3 separate regions of the Mus musculus genome follow, and regions 2 and 3 are each linked to region 1. A link is a loop called in an ENCODE intact Hi-C map of the cell type or tissue named here. Cell type or tissue: gastrocnemius. All regions are shown on one strand.

Evidence for each region. Hi-C counts contacts between places; a loop is a spot of excess contacts. Peaks named below come from ENCODE experiments on the same cell type or tissue, not always from the same donor. Only the 100,000 strongest peaks of a DNase experiment are listed, where the experiment ranks them.
Region 2: it touches region 1 in a loop (2.3-fold over the local background); 4 of 42 quality-filtered maps call a loop at or near these places.
Region 3: a loop joins it to region 1, with 4 times the contacts of the local background. A loop is called at or near these places in 3 of 42 quality-filtered maps.

Annotation. Positions count from the first base shown.
Region 1 is chr11:121,651,714-121,654,213 of GRCm38, reverse strand. The region is part of intron 3 of B3gntl1 (UDP-GlcNAc:betaGal beta-1,3-N-acetylglucosaminyltransferase-like 1); the gene reads left to right. Among named protein-coding and RNA genes, the nearest start is that of B3gntl1, 20 kb to the left of the region's middle. In gastrocnemius, a CTCF peak has its summit at 1,412 (motif pointing left); a DNase peak (open chromatin) is centred at 1,423; H3K4me3 peaks cover 305 bases; H3K27ac peaks cover 2,191 bases.
Region 2 is chr11:121,743,319-121,745,818 of GRCm38, reverse strand. No RefSeq gene overlaps it. Among named protein-coding and RNA genes, the nearest start is that of Gm12589, 33 kb to the left of the region's middle. In gastrocnemius, a CTCF peak has its summit at 1,388 (motif pointing right); no DNase peak of the experiment used is centred here; H3K27ac peaks cover 666 bases.
Region 3 is chr11:121,474,437-121,476,936 of GRCm38, reverse strand. Tbcd (tubulin-specific chaperone d) reads right to left here. Exons shown (of 39, transcript NM_029878.4): 7 at 1,266-1,398. Among named protein-coding and RNA genes, the nearest start is that of Tbcd, 24 kb to the right of the region's middle. In gastrocnemius, a CTCF peak has its summit at 1,062 (motif pointing left); a DNase peak (open chromatin) is centred at 1,057.

The sequences.
Region 1 (2,500 bases):
ATGACTGAATGCATTCTGTCTGTGACAAGGACAGTATATAAAACTAAGGACCCCAGGTGGAGTGCCGGGAGATGACATCACCTCATTGTCCATGGGAAGTGAATGAGAATTCATGGCAATCAGGAGTAAGGCGCAGTGGAGTTTAGCTGGTTCTTTGGAAAGACGCGTTTTCCTGTAATATATTAAATAGGACATGTTACCTTCGTCATTAGATAACATAAATTCAAGCATTTTGTTTTTAGGAATGCTGGGTTATTTGTAGTGGGTTAAGACTCACTTTTTAAAACTAACCATATAACAACAGAAATAGATTTTGTCGTGTGGCTTTTTGCAAAGGCAGTGTGAACCACACAGCCTACTGCTCCTCTCCAGGAGTGAGGAATGTTAGTATCTCCATGGAGCTAGGTTTTTCCTGTTGGAACCATAGCAACCGACTACCCTCACAAAAGGACTGGCCTCCCCAAACATGGAGCCCCCGCACAAACATTGACTTTCTTCAAGGCAGTAATATTAGAGCAAATCCCTTGTCTTTGCCAAACACAAGATTCATTGTGAGAAACTTCCAGCATCCTCAGTGGGCTAGGACCCCCTTCATTACAGATTCGTGGATTCAGTCTCTCTCTTAAAATCTGACTTTCCATAAGCAACGTTTGTAACAGAATTCTGTTAATTTTAGCGTGCTTATGAAGAAGGACTTGTTGTTTTTGTTGGTGAGGTTCTGAGGAGGGGTTTATTCTCATGCTTGCCTTGCTCTGCAGGGATGGCCCTGGGGTTTCCTGGTGGTTGCAGATCTGTCTCAGGGTAGGAGGTATCACATTGTTGCAGATCTATCTCAGGGTAGGAGGTATCACATGACCTTTCTTGGTCATCTCCTCCTTTGCTTTTGTTTATGCTAATGGTTTTTCAAAATCTGGCCTTTGTTAACTGGTTTGGACTGGCCAAGTTCTAGAGATTAGTGCTGGAAATTAAACTGCTACTTCTTACGAACCTGGCAGGAGGATCAGGTTTGGGGTGGATCTTAGGAGCATGAGCAAATAGGGCAGCCTCGCATTGTCTTGTGTCTTGCTTTTCTGTTTTCAGTCATAGCATTGCTCCTCCTGCCCCCTGGTGTCTCTGTCTTCCCCAAGTGCGCCCCCCCCCCTCGTGATTGTGTGTGTGTGTGTGTGTGTGTGTGTGTGTGTGTGTGTGTATTCTCACATTTGGCTGGTTCCCTCAGGACTGACAACTTTCCTAAGCCGGTCTCAACTTCAAATACCAAAGAGATTTATTGTTTCAACTCTGTTCACATCCATTTTGCTTTGTGTGATTTTCTCAGTGGCATCAAGACTGTAACTCTCTGGTGATGTGATTCAGGTGTTGGTCGGCTCTCTTCCAGGAAGAATTCACCCTCCTTCAAGCCGCATTAGCGCCCTCTTCTGGTCTGAATGCCCTTGAATGGATCTGCCTTGGGCACCCCTGCTGAGCTTGTGTCACATTTTGCACAGTGCCCCAAATATCCAAGCCTCTGTAATTCTCCTGACCATAGGGCGAAGCTCAGCCCTCTTAGCCCAACAGTCGGCTCCTGTGGAGGAAGTCTGCACCCAGGGTTCTGCAGGCACTGTTGCTTTTACACAGTTCCCTTTGTAATCCTCTGGGGTGATTTTTGACTTTTAAGTTCTTCTGCTTTCTCAGTGCCACTCATTGCGTTGCCACTATGGGGGCATTGGTTTGTTTGTTTTGTTGGTTTATGTATTTATTTATTTTTTTACAACTTGCTAGTAGTATCTTTGAAGGAAATGATTTTGTAAAATACTTTAATATGTCCCCTGGGGATAAGGCATCCCAGTCCCTGAAGCCAAGGCCAGGCTGGATTCTTCATCCAGGACAACCACTTTCCCAGCCCTTTAGCCCAGAAGGACCTCTTTGCTTGAGTTCTGTGTCCCCTGCATGCAGTCTGCTTCTTTGGGTCTGATTCCTGTGCTCCATCCTACAGTAAGGGTCTGCTTCATCGCTGTGTGAAACCCTGGGCTGGTTCACTGTCAAGTAAGTCATTCCGTTTGTTTTCGTAGTTTTGTTTTTCCTTCAGTTTAGGCTGCCCCAGCTCTGGACTTTTGCGATGACTAATCATGACTAAAAGTTCTCTTGGGTCTGTGTTGAGCAATGAATGCTTGACCTGGGTTGGGTGTGCACACACCCAGATGTGGCAGACATTGTCAGTCACCTCGCACTGGTCAGCTAGCCTTCCATGAAGTATTCAGATTGAACATTTACTGACCAGTCATATACAAGTATGCTTTGTACTGCACCCACTTAAGCAGACTTTTGCACTCTCCTCTTTATTTTAATATAGTCCCAGATGCCTTATCCTAGGCGTTCTCTAATATCATCACTGAACATGGACGTTGCTTTCTATTTAACTCCCTTTTATTCCTTCAGCGTTGTCCCTGAGGTTTGGGTGGCCGTGTGGATTGACCTCGGCCTTCTTGGGGTGTTAAAGCACACTGAGCTTCATGCTGCCGAA
Region 2 (2,500 bases), 92 kb before region 1:
AACAATTATGTAATGTATTGTGAACCTAAATGACTATTTCTGATACACAATCTGGCCTAGGAACCAGTCATCTTCCTGTTCCCTCTGTGACTTCACTTCCTGAGCCTGAGGACTCAGAGGAACTTTTAAGTCCCTGCCTTTTAGTATGCAGCCTTCACTCAGTGGGTACTGTAGATATCACTAGCTGAGGCCGTGTGCTCTTCACCAGCAAGGACAGCCTATTTGCCTGGCAAGCACAGGGATATCTCACATAGCAATTAAAGCAAGAGTGTTTCCTCACAGGTGACAATAGAAAGACAACACTTAAGGACAGAGCAGAGAGCACACCCTTACACAAAGTGTGGGTGCTGTGAAGATCCTGTATTTCAGGGGATGACAGCTTTAAACATCAGTCTATGATTGGAACCATCTAGAAGACATGGAACTATGAAATGGTGCACAAGCCAGCAAGATATTTCATAATAAAACTACAAATACACAAATCTGTGACCCAGCCACACTGTTTCTAAGGATTAAAAAAATCAACATTAAATAATGCTCAAAGAAGAATATCCCAAACATTGTTACATACTAAATATCCATCTAATTATGTTTTATAAAAGCATGCAATAGAATACTAGCACACATGTAAAAAGAACTCACAGCTGCCTTTGTACCATATGAAAAGATCTCCAAGAAGACATCAACCTGAAAAGAAACAAGCAACTTGAAGCATGTAGTAGTGACTTCTTTGTGATGAGTCTGTACAGAAAGGAGAGAATGACATTGTAGCATGTGACCTGGAAAATTCATCTTAGCCAGGGTACAGGGCCGGGGTCAAATGCAGCAGATTGCATGGCTATATGTTCTTGATATGAAGAGAAGGATAGTTGGTCTCTGTGTGCCCCAAACTCAATCTAACCATGATAAAAACATCTAACAGATCACAGTCACACTGAACTCCTATGAATACCCAATACACTTGCATGGCCATCTCCAATTCAGAGAGTATGAGTAGGCATCCCAGTGCAGAGTAGCCAAAGAAACTGAGAGATCCAGTGAGATCCTGTGTGAACTCCTTGATAGAAAGAGGCAGAAAGGAATAGCAGGATGTGTGAAATATTGTGTTCTCAATAATGGGTCACTAATGGTGCTAAGTTTATGAGACATGTAGCAGAGAGGAGCTGCCTTTGGGGTGGTAAGATACCCATTCTATCTTTCCAAGCTCTTTGTAAATCTAAAACTACCCTTACAAAGCTAGTCTATTATTAAAGTGAAGGAAAGTTTTTAAAGATTAAAGGAATATGCAGAAAGGTATATGCACCTTGCTGTAATCTGCATAGTGGGTAGAGAGATAGCTTCACTGAATTTTAAGTGCTTTAAACTCTAGACAGAAGAAAGACACCAGGTGGTGCTAGAGGAGGTGGGAGTGAAGTGTACTTTCTTAGATACTAGAAACTAGAAACTTACCAATGATTTCCCTATTAAAATTTTAAAGTAAGGAGAGAGACTTGCCCTGGGACTTGTAGGGTAAAGTTCTTGGAACAGGCAAGGCCCACCTAAGGCTCCAAGTATGGTAAGCCACACCATTTTCTCTAGTTGTCCCTGGCTTGGCTTAGCCTTAGGGAGAGGGAAAATGTCCTCTCCCCTATTTACTGGAAACCTCAAGGCTAGCAAATGGCAACTTCCCTTTTCTGGGGAACCAGCCTCTGGGCAGGGCCCTTGATCTGCTTGCTCCTTTTGGCTTCCACCAGCAGTTGTCTAAACCTTCTGCCTCTAGAACCCTTCTTAAGACCAACCAGCTTTGAGAATCCAGTATCAAGGAGCCCCAAGCAGGAGGCTCTGTGTGAGCCACTGTAAGGGTGGCAGGTGTGCACAGACCAAGCTCTCCTCTGCAAAACTCATGGCAGACTCTCCCTAGAACCTCAGGACAGCCCAGTAAATACAACAACCAACATGACAACCACATACTACACTCATGATATGAAGGATCATCCATTAGCATTGGAATCTCCCCAAATTCTCTTGACCCCCAAGATGTGTCTTTTTGTCATTCTGGTTCCTCTTCCCCAGACCAGGACTGCCAAGCCCAGAGGGAATGACTATAGCACCCCCCTCCCCAGATGGCAGATTTTCAAACAACAGAGTTTCAAAACACTGTGGTATCTGAGCAGCTGGTGTGCAATGAAGGCTGAGCAAAGCTAAGTCCGGTGTACAAGCTTTCCATGAGCAGCTCTGGAAACTCTGGAAAGGGTGTTGGGGCCAGGGAGGGCAGAGTTCCAGGGAGGGGACCTGTACACACCACTTTCCTCCTGTTGAGTGCCTGAAATGCTGGACTGCTTGCAAGAATCCCCAAGCATCCAAGGCCACTTCTGGATATGCCAGAGCCATTGGCTATACACAGGAAGCTAGTCTCATCCATTATTGTGCAGAGAAGCAAGTGGAGTAGAGGGCTCTGGCAAAGGGCTTTCTGCTGACAATGTCTTCTAATACATCTACTTCCCCAAAGTAGGGTGTTGCT
Region 3 (2,500 bases), 180 kb after region 1:
CTAACGCCCATCTGGAGCCGCCAAGTCTTCAGAGAGAGCAGCAGAGCAGAAGCTCAGGTCTTAAGAAACATTTTATTTTCCCAGGCCTCCCTCTTGCATGTTTTGAATGGCAGGCCTCTGAAAGGCAATGGCAATATCACTGAAAATAAAGAGACACCAGCCGTTTCTCATCCCCACAACCAGGATACACATTCAGCTGCAGAGGCACATGGAGTAGGTCCAGAGAGCCTCGACTTGCCTTCCCGTCCCAGGTTGCATGTCCCCTTCCCAGGGCTGTTGGCACCTGCCCTGATACCTCCCACCCTGCATCAGGACCTGTATTAAGGAGTAGTACAAAAAGCCAAACTCAGTATGACTGGTTGCCTTCAGACTTCTCCAAAGGATCCTACTTCTAAGTGACATGTCAGCTCCCTTTGCCTTCAAGACAAGGACAAGAACTACTGTCAAATCGCATCCAGTGTAATCAAAGAAAAACAAGGAAGAGGTTTCTGACCCTGGAGCCGCACAGTTTCAGAAGGCTATCTGCACCCTCCAGAATGCCAAACCCTAGAAACCAGGGCCTTATACAGCTATCCATGCCTTCGTCCAAAATACTGACTCTTAATACCATGGCCTCAGAGAGTCTCTGTAACCTTGTAAACATTAACCCTAGAGACAGACTTGGAGAGGCACCATGACCTTCTTAATGCTGACCATCAAAACCAAACAAAGCCTTAGGGGGTCCATCTGTGACCTCCGGAATACTGGTCCAGGAGCTTCCTAGCCTTGTTAATAGGGCCATGTCCTCTGAGATTTCACACCAGAGTGGTTCTCCTTGTCAGTACTAAAAAGCCATACAACAGACAAGCAGAGAAGACCAGCAATAGGAAGGATGGGCACAGTGGGCATCTCCAGACGGGCCCCAGTGTCTGTATTTAAACTCGGGAACTAGAAATTTTGTAACCCACGTAAGCAAACAGGTTTCAAGCCCTCTGCCTTCTTTCACTTGGGCTGGTTTCACTGCTTTACGACAAAAAAACTAAAGGCTGCAGTTCTGCAGGCGCCGCTGCCCTCTAGTGGTGAAGCACAGTTCTTCAGCTTTCTCCTGGAAGCCACCACTCCAGTCCAGCCTTACACACTAAGCACACAGCAGTGGAAAATGAAACCACAACCCTGTAATGCAAATTAATCCTACCAGGTTCCCGTAATTCAAACACAGAGTGAATGGAACCAACAGTTTGGGCACAGTGCTGGAGCTCCACATGCTGTCCCGGGGCAGGGCTCACCAGGGCCTGCAGCATCCCATCCATGGTAATGACACCCTCGATGGTCTGGAAGGAAGAGTGGGCCAAGGTGCAAAGGCTCCAGTCCAGAAAGCTGGCCATCTTTCTCTGCTTGACATCGGGACGTGTGATAAATCTACAGGGGAACGCAAACACACAGGAGATGCTCAGTAAGACTCCAATGCTGAAAGCTCACCCACATCCCACCACACACCACACACCACACACATTTCCTCCCAGTCATCTTAGATCCCTGAACAGGTTAGGTCAGATGCCTGCATCTCTCTCTCTCTCTCTCTCTCTCTCTCTCTCTCTCTCTCTCTCTCTCTCTCTCTCTCTCTCTCTCTCTCTCTCTCTCAGAAACCAAATCCCTGACCACCATGGCCCAGCAGCTGATTGCCCATCAGGATCTCTCAAAAAGTTACTCAGAGGCCTCACCACCCTACCTCCTTCCCTCCTGGGCCCCAACTAACCACCAGCTTTACAAATAGATGGGCATCGTTAACCCACCACAGCCAGGGAACATCTACATGCTTCTCAGCTCTGACTCCTTCCAAGTATCTCCCTTAATCTCAAGATATATCCTCCACAACCTAATCCAACAACCAACCCCGACCCAAGGACCTTCCTCTACCACAACCTCATGTTGCACAAGCCTGTTTCCTTCCACCCAACATCTGGCTGACAATGTGAACCCAGACCTCTGACTCAGTGACTCTAGACAGATCCTATAAGGGAGGAAACACACAAAGGAAGGGAAGGAGAGGGGAAGAAGAGTAAGGGGAAGAAGGAGGAAAAGAGGGGGAAAGGAGAAGGAAGGGAGGAAGGGAAGGTGCTGCGTCCCCAAAGGCAGCTCAAGGACAATCTCAAGGGGCCTTGCCCAGGAGAAGCTGAACAAGAAGAGACACAGCACAGCCAGTGGGAAAGATCTGTGTCGGGGAGGGGGAGGGGGGAGCTGACAGGAAATGTGCAGGGATAAGTACAGGGACCAGGAACCAAAGGACCCAAGCAGGCAAGTAGCAGGTTTATGACTGTCCTGGCTAGTCTCATGTAGGAGCATGGACAAGGCTGTGCCAGCAGGTAGCCAGAAGGTAGTTCCTTCTGAGTAGTAGAACTGTATGCCCAGAAGGGAGGCTATGAGTCCTGGGAACAGAGGGGTTCACTTTAGGGTATTCCACATGCAATACCCATTAGGGAGTCATACGAAGCACCAGGCACAGGAGAGTCAGCACTGGGAT